Regions from separate parts of the Homo sapiens genome. Here region 2 is linked to region 1. Evidence: read pairs that join two places in POLR2A ChIA-PET (ENCODE). Cell type or tissue: GM12878. All regions are shown on one strand. Region 1 overlaps SPATS2 (spermatogenesis associated serine rich 2). Region 2 overlaps SPATS2 (spermatogenesis associated serine rich 2).

Region 1 (5,000 bases):
CAGTTATCTCCACCTGTCCCCACCCTTGACACATGGGGATTATTACAATTCAAGGTGAGATTTGGGTGGGGACACAGCCAAACCATATCAATCAGTTATTGAGAGTGGGATACTTAAGTCTTTATCATTTGTTGAACTCTTTATTCTTTCTGTCAATTTTTGCTGCATGTATTTTAGGTCTTATTGTTTGGTGGATATATATTTATAATTCTGTTTCTGATGTCATGACTCTCTTATAATATGATTTCTCTCTGTCTCTAATAATACCATTTTATCTGATACTAAGCCCTTTTTTTATTGGTTTGCATGATATATCTTTTTTCATTCTTTTACTTTCAATCTCTCTGTGTTTGAATCTATGGTGTGTTTTTTGTAGATGGCATACAGTTGGATCTTGTTTTTCCAGCCACTCTAACAATTTCTGTCTTTTGAGTGGAGTCTTTTTTTTTTAAATTTTATTTATTTATTTTTTTGAGATGGAGTCTCGCTCTTTTGCCCAGGCTGGCGTGCAGTGGCACCATATCGGCTCACTGCAAGCTCCACCTCCTGGGTTCACGCCATTCTCCTGCCTCAGCCACAGCTGGGACCACAGGCGCCCGACACCATGCCTGGTTAATTTTTTGTATTTTTTAGTAGAGACGGGGTTTCACTGTGTTAGCCAGGATGGTCTTGATCTCCTGACCTCATGATCCGCCCGCCTCGGCCTCCCAAAGTGCTGGGATTACAGGCGTGAGCCACCGCGCCTGGCCGAGTGGAGTCTTTTTTTGAGACGGAGTTTCACTCTTGTTGCCCAGGCTGGAGCGCAATGGCGTGATCTTGGCTCACTGCAACCTCTGCCTCCCAGGTTCAAGCGATTCTCCTGCCTCAGCCTCCTGAGTAGCTGGCATTACAGGCATGCGTCACCATGCCCAGCTAATTTTTGTATTTTTAGTAGAGATAGGGTTTCTCCATGTTGATCAGGCTGGTCTCAAACTCCTGACCTCAGGTGATCCACCTGCCTTGGCCTCCCGAAGTGCTGGAATTACAGGCGCAAGCTACTGTGTCAGCCTATTTTTTGTTTTGTTTTGTTTTGTTTTTTGTTTTTTTTTTCTTGAGATGATGTCTCACTCTGTTGCTCAGGCTAGAGTGCAGTTACACGATCTCGGCTCGCTGGAACCTCTGCCTCCTGGACTCAAGTGATTCTCCTGCCTCAGCCTCCCGAGTAACTGGGATTACAGGCGCCCACCACTGTGCCCAGCTAATATTTTTTGTATTTTTAGTAGAGATGGGATTTTACCATGTTGGCTAGGCTGGTCTCTAACTCCTGACCTCAGGTGATCCACCTGCCTCAGCCTCCCAAAGTGCTGGGGTTACAGGTGTGAGCCACCATGCCCGGCCAGGTATTTGTTTTTTTGTGTATCTTTTGGCTTTTTCTGTTTGTTTGTACCTCTTTTATTGCCTTATTTTGTGTTTAATAGTTTTTTTAAGCGTATGATTATTTTATTGCTTTTGTCTTTTGTTTTTACTATTTTTCAGTTGTTTTCTTAGTACTTGTCTGGTCATTATAATAAGCATCTTATAGCCCAATTTAACTAAATTAATGCTAATTTAATTCTGTAATATAGCTTCTTTCTCCTTTTATGCAATTGTTTTCATGTTTATTATATCTATATTTGCTATAAACCTAATAATTCAGTATTGTTATTAATCTTGTATTACATAAAACAGTAATAATTAGTTGAATTCTTTTTAAAAATTTAAGAGAAGGAAGTTAAAAAATACATACTTTAGTTAAATTATTTTCAGTAGAAACAGGGTCTTGCTGTGTTGCCCAGGCTGGCCTTGGCCTCCCAAACTGTTGGGATTACAGGCGTGAGCCATTGCACCTGGCCAAAAATACATACGTTATATGTACCTACATATTTGCTTTTCCTAGTGCTCTTTCTTTGGGTACAGTCGGGTTACCATCTGATGTCATTTTGCCTTTCAACTTGAGAGACTTCCTTTGGAATTTCTTGTAAGTCAGGTTTGCAAGCAATGGATTCTCTGTAAGTCTTTGAAATGTCTTTATTTCACCTTCATTTTTGAAAGATAGCTTTGCTAGATATCAAATTCTTGGTTGCTGGTTTTTTCTTTTAGCACTTTGAATGTCATTTCTTGCCTTCTGGCTTCTTTTGCTTCTGATGAGAAGTCAGCTGTTAATGTTGCTTCCCTGTACATGATGAAGTATTGTTTTCATTTTTGTTCTTGCTGCTTTCAAGATCTTCTGGTTTTGGCTTTAATCAGTTTCACTATGATATGTCTAGATGTGGATCTCTTTGTGTGTATTGCAGCTATAATTCATTGAGCTTCCTGACTCTGTAGATACATTTAAAAAAAATCAAGTTGCAAATTGTTTTTGGTCACCATTTTTGTCCTCTTTCACATCACTTCTTCTGGGGCTTCTAATTTGTGTATAGTGGTATACTTGACATTGTTCCACACATTTCTGAGACTGTTTTACTTTTTAAAAAATTTTTACTTTTTGTTTGTTAATGTTTAAGAGATAGGGTCTTGCCTTGCTGCTCAGACTCATGGCTGATTGCAACCTTGACCTTCTGAGCTCAAGCCATCCTCCTACCTTAGCCTCCCAAGTAGCTGGGGCTACAGGCATGCGCCACCACACCTGGCCGATTTTTAATTTCTTATAGAGACAGCGTCTCACTGTGTTGCTTAGGCTGGTCTTATACTCCTGGCCTCAAGCGATACTCCAACCTGGCCTCCCAAAATGCTGGAGTTATAGGCATGAGCCACTGCACCTGGCTTGTATTTCTTCATTGTTTTTTCTCCCATTTCTTCAAGTTAGATAATTTCTCTTGTCCTTTCTTCAAGTTTTCTGATTTTTTTCTTCCACTCTAGTATTCATCTTCAGAATTTTGATTTGGTTGTCTTTTTTTATTTTCCAAATTTATTTGTGCCCTGTTTATATCATGGTTCTCTTTATTTTTTATTTTTTTTTAACCGTGGTTCTCTTTAAAAATAATTTCTATCTCTTCGTTAAGATTTTCTTTTTGTTTGAGGCATTGTTCTACTATTTTTTTTAGTCCTTTAAAGAAATTTGGAGGCCGGGCGCAGTGGCTCACGCTTGTAATCCCAGCACTTTGGGAGGCCGAGGCGGGCGGATCACGAGGTCAGGAGATCGAGACCATCCTGGCTAACACGGTGAAACCCCGTCTCTACTAAAAATACAAAAAAAATTAGCCGGACGTGATGGCGGGCGCCTGTAGTCCCAGCTACTCGGGAGGCTGAGGCAGGAGAATGGCATGAACCCGGGAGGCGGAGCTTGCAGTGAGCCAAGATTGCGCCACTGCACTCCCACCTGGGCTGCACAGAGCGAGACTCCGTCTCAAAAAAAAAAAAAAAAAGAAATTTGGAGTCTGTTTGCGAAGTGTAGCATTTGGGCCTACTCGGGGGCATTTCCAACTCCATGTGGTTGTTTTTTCACATGCCTTTGGGTCACACTTTGCTGCATTTTTGAATATCTCATAACTTTTTGTTGAAACTGGACATTTTAGCTACTATATTGTAGCAACTTTGATTTCTGGATTTTTCCTCCTTCTGAGGGTTTTCGTTGCTTTATTGTTTTTATTTTTTAAGTAACTTTCCTGGACTAAATCTGTGGAATCTTTTTCTCACTGTGGTATGTGGCTGCTGGTTGCTGATGTCTCTGCTCAGTTTTTATACATATTTTTTAAATTATTATTTAAAATCAATTTGGGCTGGGCTCAGTGCTTCAGGCCTGTAATCCTAACACTTTGTGAAGTCAGGGCAGGAGGATTGCTTGAAGCCAAGGGTTTAAGACCAGCCTGGGCAACATAGTGAGACCCTGTCTCTGCAAAAAATAAAAGAAGTTAGCTGGGTGTGGTGGTATGTGCCTGTAGTTGCAGCCACCTAGCAGGCTAAGACAGAAGAATCGCTTGAGCCCAGGAGTTTGAGGTTGCAGTGAGCTATGATCGTGCCACTCCCTGGGCAACGGAGGAAGACCCTGGCTCTAAAAAAGACAAAATCCAAGCACGGGACACAGAATTGCAGCAAATAGCATTCTTTTTTTTTTTTTTTTTTTTTTTTGAGACGGAGTCTTGCTCTGTCACCCAGGCTGGAGTGCAGTGGCATGATTTCAGCTCACTGCAAGCTCCACCTCCCAGGTTCACACCATTCTCCTGCCTCAGCCTCCCGAGTAGCTGGGACTACAGGCTCCCGCCACCATGCCCAACTAACTTTTTTGTATTTTTAGTAGAGACAGGCTTTCACTGTGTTAGCCAGGATGGCCTTGATCTCATGACCTCGTCATCCGCCCGCTTCGGCCTCCCAAAGTGCTGGGATTACAGGCACGAGCCACTGCACCTGGCCGCGAATAGCATTTTTATAAGTAGCTAACCAGACATTCGAACTTCCACCCTTCTTTGTGACAGCTGAGGTCACTAGTGAACTCTGCTTCCAAGTACTCCTGCAAAGTACACCACAAGCCTGTCTATATTCTCAAGCCATCCGCTTCAGTTCATATGACCACACTTGCATGTCAGCAACAGAAGAGAACACACATCATACAGCATTTACAGCAGTGGACAAAGAGGTAGGGGAAATGCAAGTATTGGTTCATTTAATACATTCAACTAATGTGGGCTATCTAAGAACAAAACTCACTTAAAGTCTTTCAACAGATGTAGATGTTCTTTGAATGCAAAAAACATTCATACATCATTTGCTGTTATTGCTGTCTGCATACCCTCTCACCAAAGCTTCAGGATTGAGAGACACATATCACCAAGTTTAAAAATATCCATTATGGATCAGGCGTGGTGGCTCATGCCTGTCATCCCAGCACTTTGGGAGGCTGAGGCAGGAGGATTGCTTCGGCCTAGGAGTTAGAGACCAGACTGGGCAACATGGTGAAACCCTGTCTCTACAAAAGATAAAAAAATTAGCCAGGCATGGTGGTATGCGCCTGTAGCCGTGACTCAGGAGGCTGAGGTGGGAGGATC
Region 2 (5,000 bases), 77 kb before region 1:
TTTGTTATATACAGTTCTTTCCAGTTATGTGCAAATATGAATGATCGTCTTAAGAATGCTCTATATGTTATGTAAAATGCGTCAACATTTTTAGTATACTTTGCTGCCTTTGATTGAAATTTAGGGTACTTTTTTCATTTAAACATGTTTTACATGTATGAGATGCTGCTTACTGCTTACCTTCTGTATCTTCCTGCATTCATTAAAAAAAAAATTTCGTGTCTGCTGTATGCTTTAAATATTTCGAGCGGATACCTGGAATACATAGAATAGAAAGTAAGATTGGTTGAAGTCATTTGGCTCCATTTTCTCTCCCTCCTTGTACAGTATGCAAGCTGTAACATAATACCAAATATAATAGGTTGAAATGGCTGCAGTGAACTGTCTCTTAGGATGAGCCTAGCCTCTCATTTGATTTTCTGTTTTGTGTGTGTGTGTGTGTGTGTGTGTGTGTGTGTGTGTGTGTGTGTGTGTGTGATGGAGTTTTGCTTTTGTCGCCCAGGCTGGAGTGCAATGGCGTGATCTCAGCTCACCACAACCTCCACCTCTCGGGTTCAAGCGATTCTCCTTCGTCAGCCTCCTGAGTAGCTGGGATTACAGGCAAGTGCCACCACGCCCAGCTAATTTTTTGTATTTTTAGTAGAGAGGGGGTTTCTTCATGTTGGTCAGGCTGGACTTGAATTCCCAACCTCAGGTGATCCACCCGCCTCGGCCTCCCAAAGTGCTGGGATTACATGCTTGAGCCACAGTGCCCAGCCTCACATTGCATTTTCTAAATGTTACATGGAAGTTAATTATCCCTGCATCTTGCTTCATGATATTATTGGGTGACATAGTTACTTCAGGCTCATATGCCATTTTCTGGGGGCCTTATAGGAGACTTTGTGAGCCCACACTTACTTTGTAGGTGGTCTGTCTGAAACCCAGTCCAATTGCCATTCAGTTGAATTGAATCTGAAATATTTCTAAAGATTTGATGTTTGTTGGGGGCTGGGCATGGTGGGAGGCCACTTTGACCTCAGTCCTAGCACTTTGAGAGTCCAAGGTGGGAGGATTGCTTCAGACCAGGAGTTTGAGACCAGCTTGGGCAACAGCGAGACCCTGTCTCTGCAAACAATTAAAAAATTAGAGCTGGGCATGGTGGCTCAAGCCTGTAATCCCAGCACTTTGGGAGGCCAAGGTGGGCGGATCATCAGGTCAGGAGTTCTAGACCTGCCTGGTCAATATGGTGAAACCCTGTCTCTAATAAAAATACAAAAATTGGCTGAGCGTGGTGGCATACACCTGTAGTCGCAGCTACTCGGGAGGCAGAAGAATTGCTTGAACCCAGGAAGCAGAGGTTGCAGTGAGCCAAGATCATGCCACTGCACTCCAGCCTGGGCGACACTGCGAGATTCCAACTCTAAATAAATAAATAAATTAGCTGGTCATAGTGGTTGGCGCCTGTAGTCATAGCTTTTCTGGGGAGGATGAGGCAAAAGGATTGCTTGAGCCCAAGAGTTTGAGATTGTAGTGAGCTATGATCATGTCACTGCACTCCAACCTAAACAACAGAGACCCTGTCTCTAAACAATAAAAAAAAAAAATTGAAGTTTATAAATATGTTATTATTTTTTAATTTTTATTTTTTTTGGAAACAGGGTTTTGCTCTGTCACCCAGGCTGGAGTGCAGTGGTGCCATCATAGTTCACTGCGTCCTTGAACTCCTTGAACTCAGGTGATTCTGTCACCTCAGCCTCAGTAGCTAGGACTGCAGGCACACACCATGGCAGTCAGCTAGTTTTAAAATTTTTTGTAGAGACAGGGTCTTGCTTTGTTGCCCAGGCTGGTCTTGAACTTCTGGGTTCAAGCGATCCTCCTGCCCTTGGCCTTCCGAAGTGCTGGGATTACAGGTGTGAGCCACAGTGCCCAGCTCACTTTATTATCTTTAGCCACTGGATATTAAGGATAGGCCAGAAGCCAGCATTTACTCTCCCATGTTCACATCTACCATGGCAGCCTATAGGAATGGGTTCCTGAAATATATACCATCTTCTATACAGATTCTTCAGTAGTTGCAGGCCCTTGAAACATTCTGCAGGGTCTGAGGATATAGATGTTACTTAAAGGTAACTTCTGCAGCCATTGTCCTATGACTAATTTGTGGTTAAGACATAAGTTGAAGGCTGGGTGCGGTGGCTCACGCCTGTAATCCCAGCACTTTGGGAGGCCGAGGCGGGCAGATCACTTGAGGTCAGGAGTTCAAGAGCGGTCTGGCCAACATGGCGAAACCTCATCTCTACTAAAAATACAAAAATTAGCCGGGTGTGTTGGTGCATGCCTGTAATCCCAGTTACTCAGGAGGCTGAGGCAGGAGAATCACTTGAACCTGGCAGGCGGAGGTTGCAGTGGGCCGAGATTGTGCCACTGCATTCCAGCCTGGGAAACAGCGAGGATCTGTCTCAAAAAAAAAAAAAAAAAAAAAAAAAAAGGCATAGGTTGATTGGAGGTTTTGGGGGATCTCCAAGGGTTACACAGGGATTCTTAGCAGTCCAAATCCTATAATAAATAACAACCTTGGATTGCTGGTAAGAAGGATGATTTTTACATTACTTAATTAACAAGATGTATGATTGCAAGTTGTGGAGTGTGTGTGTGTGTGTGTGTGTGTGTGTGTGTGTGTGTGTGTGTGTGTGTGTGTGGTGGTAGTGGTCTTTAGAATTTGCTAAAGGGTATTAGGACGGAGGAGAAGGATGTTTGTGATGAGGCCATTATATGATTGTGAATGAGCCAGGATAGATAAGTAAATATCTTTTGTACTTGAAGATGCTGCCAATGATATTACTTCTTACTGACCTGGATAGGACTGAAAAGACCAATTTGTAAAAGCTGCAGTCTTTCCTATTTTAAATAACTTGCTTTTGTTTTAAGGCTACCCTCTGTAGTTGAGCAGTACTTTTCCTTACATTATCCACTTGGTCTCTGATCATAGCATGTCAGTGTGGTTAGCCCACTGCTGGCTCTTCCTGGCCTACTGTTAAAAATGATTCAAAATGTACATTAGTGTGTGGCAGAAGTGACTCTTCTGCTTACCTTGTTTGGATATCTAGTTACATTTTTATAGTAAATTGCTCTTGTAATCTACCTGCATGTCCTGCAGGAGCCCTTTGTATAGCATGCCTTCATAAGAAGCTTTGTGACATGTGATGAAAACAGTGAAACTCATCTGTAACTAATGTAATGACGGGAAGTTAATGTATTGTAGCTGAATGGTAGGTGGGACATAACACTGCAGATGAAGCCAGCCATGTAGCTTAAACTTCTTTTTTTTTGAGACAGGGTCTTGCTCTGTCTCCTAGGCTGGAGTGCAGTGGCACAATCTTGGCTTACTGCAACCTCCACCTCCCAGGGCTTAAGTGATCCTCCTGCCTCAGCCTCCCAAGTAGCTGGGAATGCAGGTGCTCACCATCTGGTACTGCTAATTTTTAAATAGAGACAGGGTCCAGGCTGGTCTCAAACACCTGGCCTCAAATGATCCTTCTGTCTTGGCCTCCCAAAATGCTTGGATTACAGGCATGAACCACTGCACCTGGCCTGATTTTTTTTTTTTTTTTTTTTTTTTTTTAAGATGGAGTTTCACTCTGTCGCCCATGCTGGAGTGCAGTGGTGCAATCTTGGCTCACTGCAACCTCCGCCTCCCAGGTTCAAGTGATTCTCCTGCCTCAGCCTCCCGAGTAGCTGGGATTACAAGTGCCCGCCACCACGCCCAGCTAATTTTTTGTATTTTTAGTAGAGACGGGGTTTCACCATGTTGACCAGGCTGGTCTTGAACTCCTGACCTCAGGTGATCCGCCTGCCTCGGCCTCCCAAAGTGCTGGGATTACAGGCCTGAGCTATCACGCCCGCCCCTGATTTTTTTTAAGTCAGAGTCTTGCTTCGTCGCTCAAGTTGGAGTGCAGTGATGTGATCATGGCTCATTGCAGCCTCCAGATCCTGGGCTCAAGTGATCCTCCCACCTCAGTCTCCCTAGTAGCTGGGAGTACAGGCTCGTACCACCATGCCCTGCTAATTTTTAAATTTTTTATAGAGACAGGGTCTTGCTATGTTTCCTAGGCTGGTCTTGAATTCCTGGCCTCAAGCAGTCCATTGGCTTTGGCCTCTCAAAGTGCTGAGATTACAGGTGTGAACCATTGTACCTGGCCGGTGTTTTGTTGATTTTTTTTTTTTTTTTTTTTTTTTTTGAGACGGAGTCTCACTCTGTCGCCCAGGCTGGAGTGCAGTGGTGCGATCTCAGCTCCACTGCAACCTCTGCTGTCCGGATTCAAGCAATTCTCCTGCCTCAGCCTCCTGAGTAGCTGGGATTACAGGCTCCTGCCACTGTGCCTGGCTAATTTTTGTATTTTCAGTAGAGACAGGTTTCACCATCTTGGCCAGTTTGGTCTTGAACTCCTGACCTTGTGATCCGCCTGCCTTGGTTTCCCAAAGTGCTGGGATTACAGGCATGAGCCACCTCACCCAGCCCAGTGTTTCGTTAATCTTATCAGCACACAGGAGGTTTTCTTTCTTCTTTTTTTTGTTCATCTAGAATATACACACTGAATACACTAGGTTTGTTGAAATGTCTAATTTCTTAAGTTGATAATGCTTTAAACAAAGCTTAGTTGGTTAATGTTTTTCACCTCTGTTATTACTCAAAGGTTGTATTGTATCTAGGAATTTTAAAAGTTGATATTTGGCATTTGTCATTAGCCTACCAGTCCATAATGTTATGATGATCCTATAAATTAGACTATAGGATATTATTATATGATATTATTGTAATTTGGGAGCACAGGGAACAATGCGTAACAACGACTACTAAATGTGTGTTCGGTCTCTAGCCTGATGAAAAAGCTTCTGAAAAAAGGAAGGATATTTGATACTTTCATCCTGATTACTTGTTACCTGAAATCTTAACATTTCAGCAACATTAAGTAGGATTATATTCAATTTTTATATGATTACATTTTTCATTGGGCAGT

Evidence for each region. Peaks named below come from ENCODE experiments on the same cell type or tissue, not always from the same donor. Only the 100,000 strongest peaks of a DNase experiment are listed, where the experiment ranks them.
Region 2: POLR2A ChIA-PET joins it to region 1 with 6 read pairs; 17 of 35 experiments call an interaction of 5 or more read pairs at or near these places.

The regions. Positions count from the first base shown.
Region 1 is chr12:49,449,795-49,454,794 of GRCh38, forward strand. All of the region lies in intron 2 of SPATS2 (spermatogenesis associated serine rich 2), which reads left to right. Among named protein-coding and RNA genes, the nearest start is that of SPATS2, 85 kb to the left of the region's middle. RefSeq lists an enhancer at 3,375-3,875. In GM12878, no CTCF peak of the experiment used is centred here; a DNase peak (open chromatin) is centred at 2,237; H3K27ac peaks cover 1,969 bases.
Region 2 is chr12:49,372,516-49,377,515 of GRCh38, forward strand. The region is part of intron 2 of SPATS2 (spermatogenesis associated serine rich 2); the gene reads left to right. Among named protein-coding and RNA genes, the nearest start is that of SPATS2, 7.6 kb to the left of the region's middle. In GM12878, no CTCF peak of the experiment used is centred here; no DNase peak of the experiment used is centred here; H3K4me3 peaks cover 343 bases.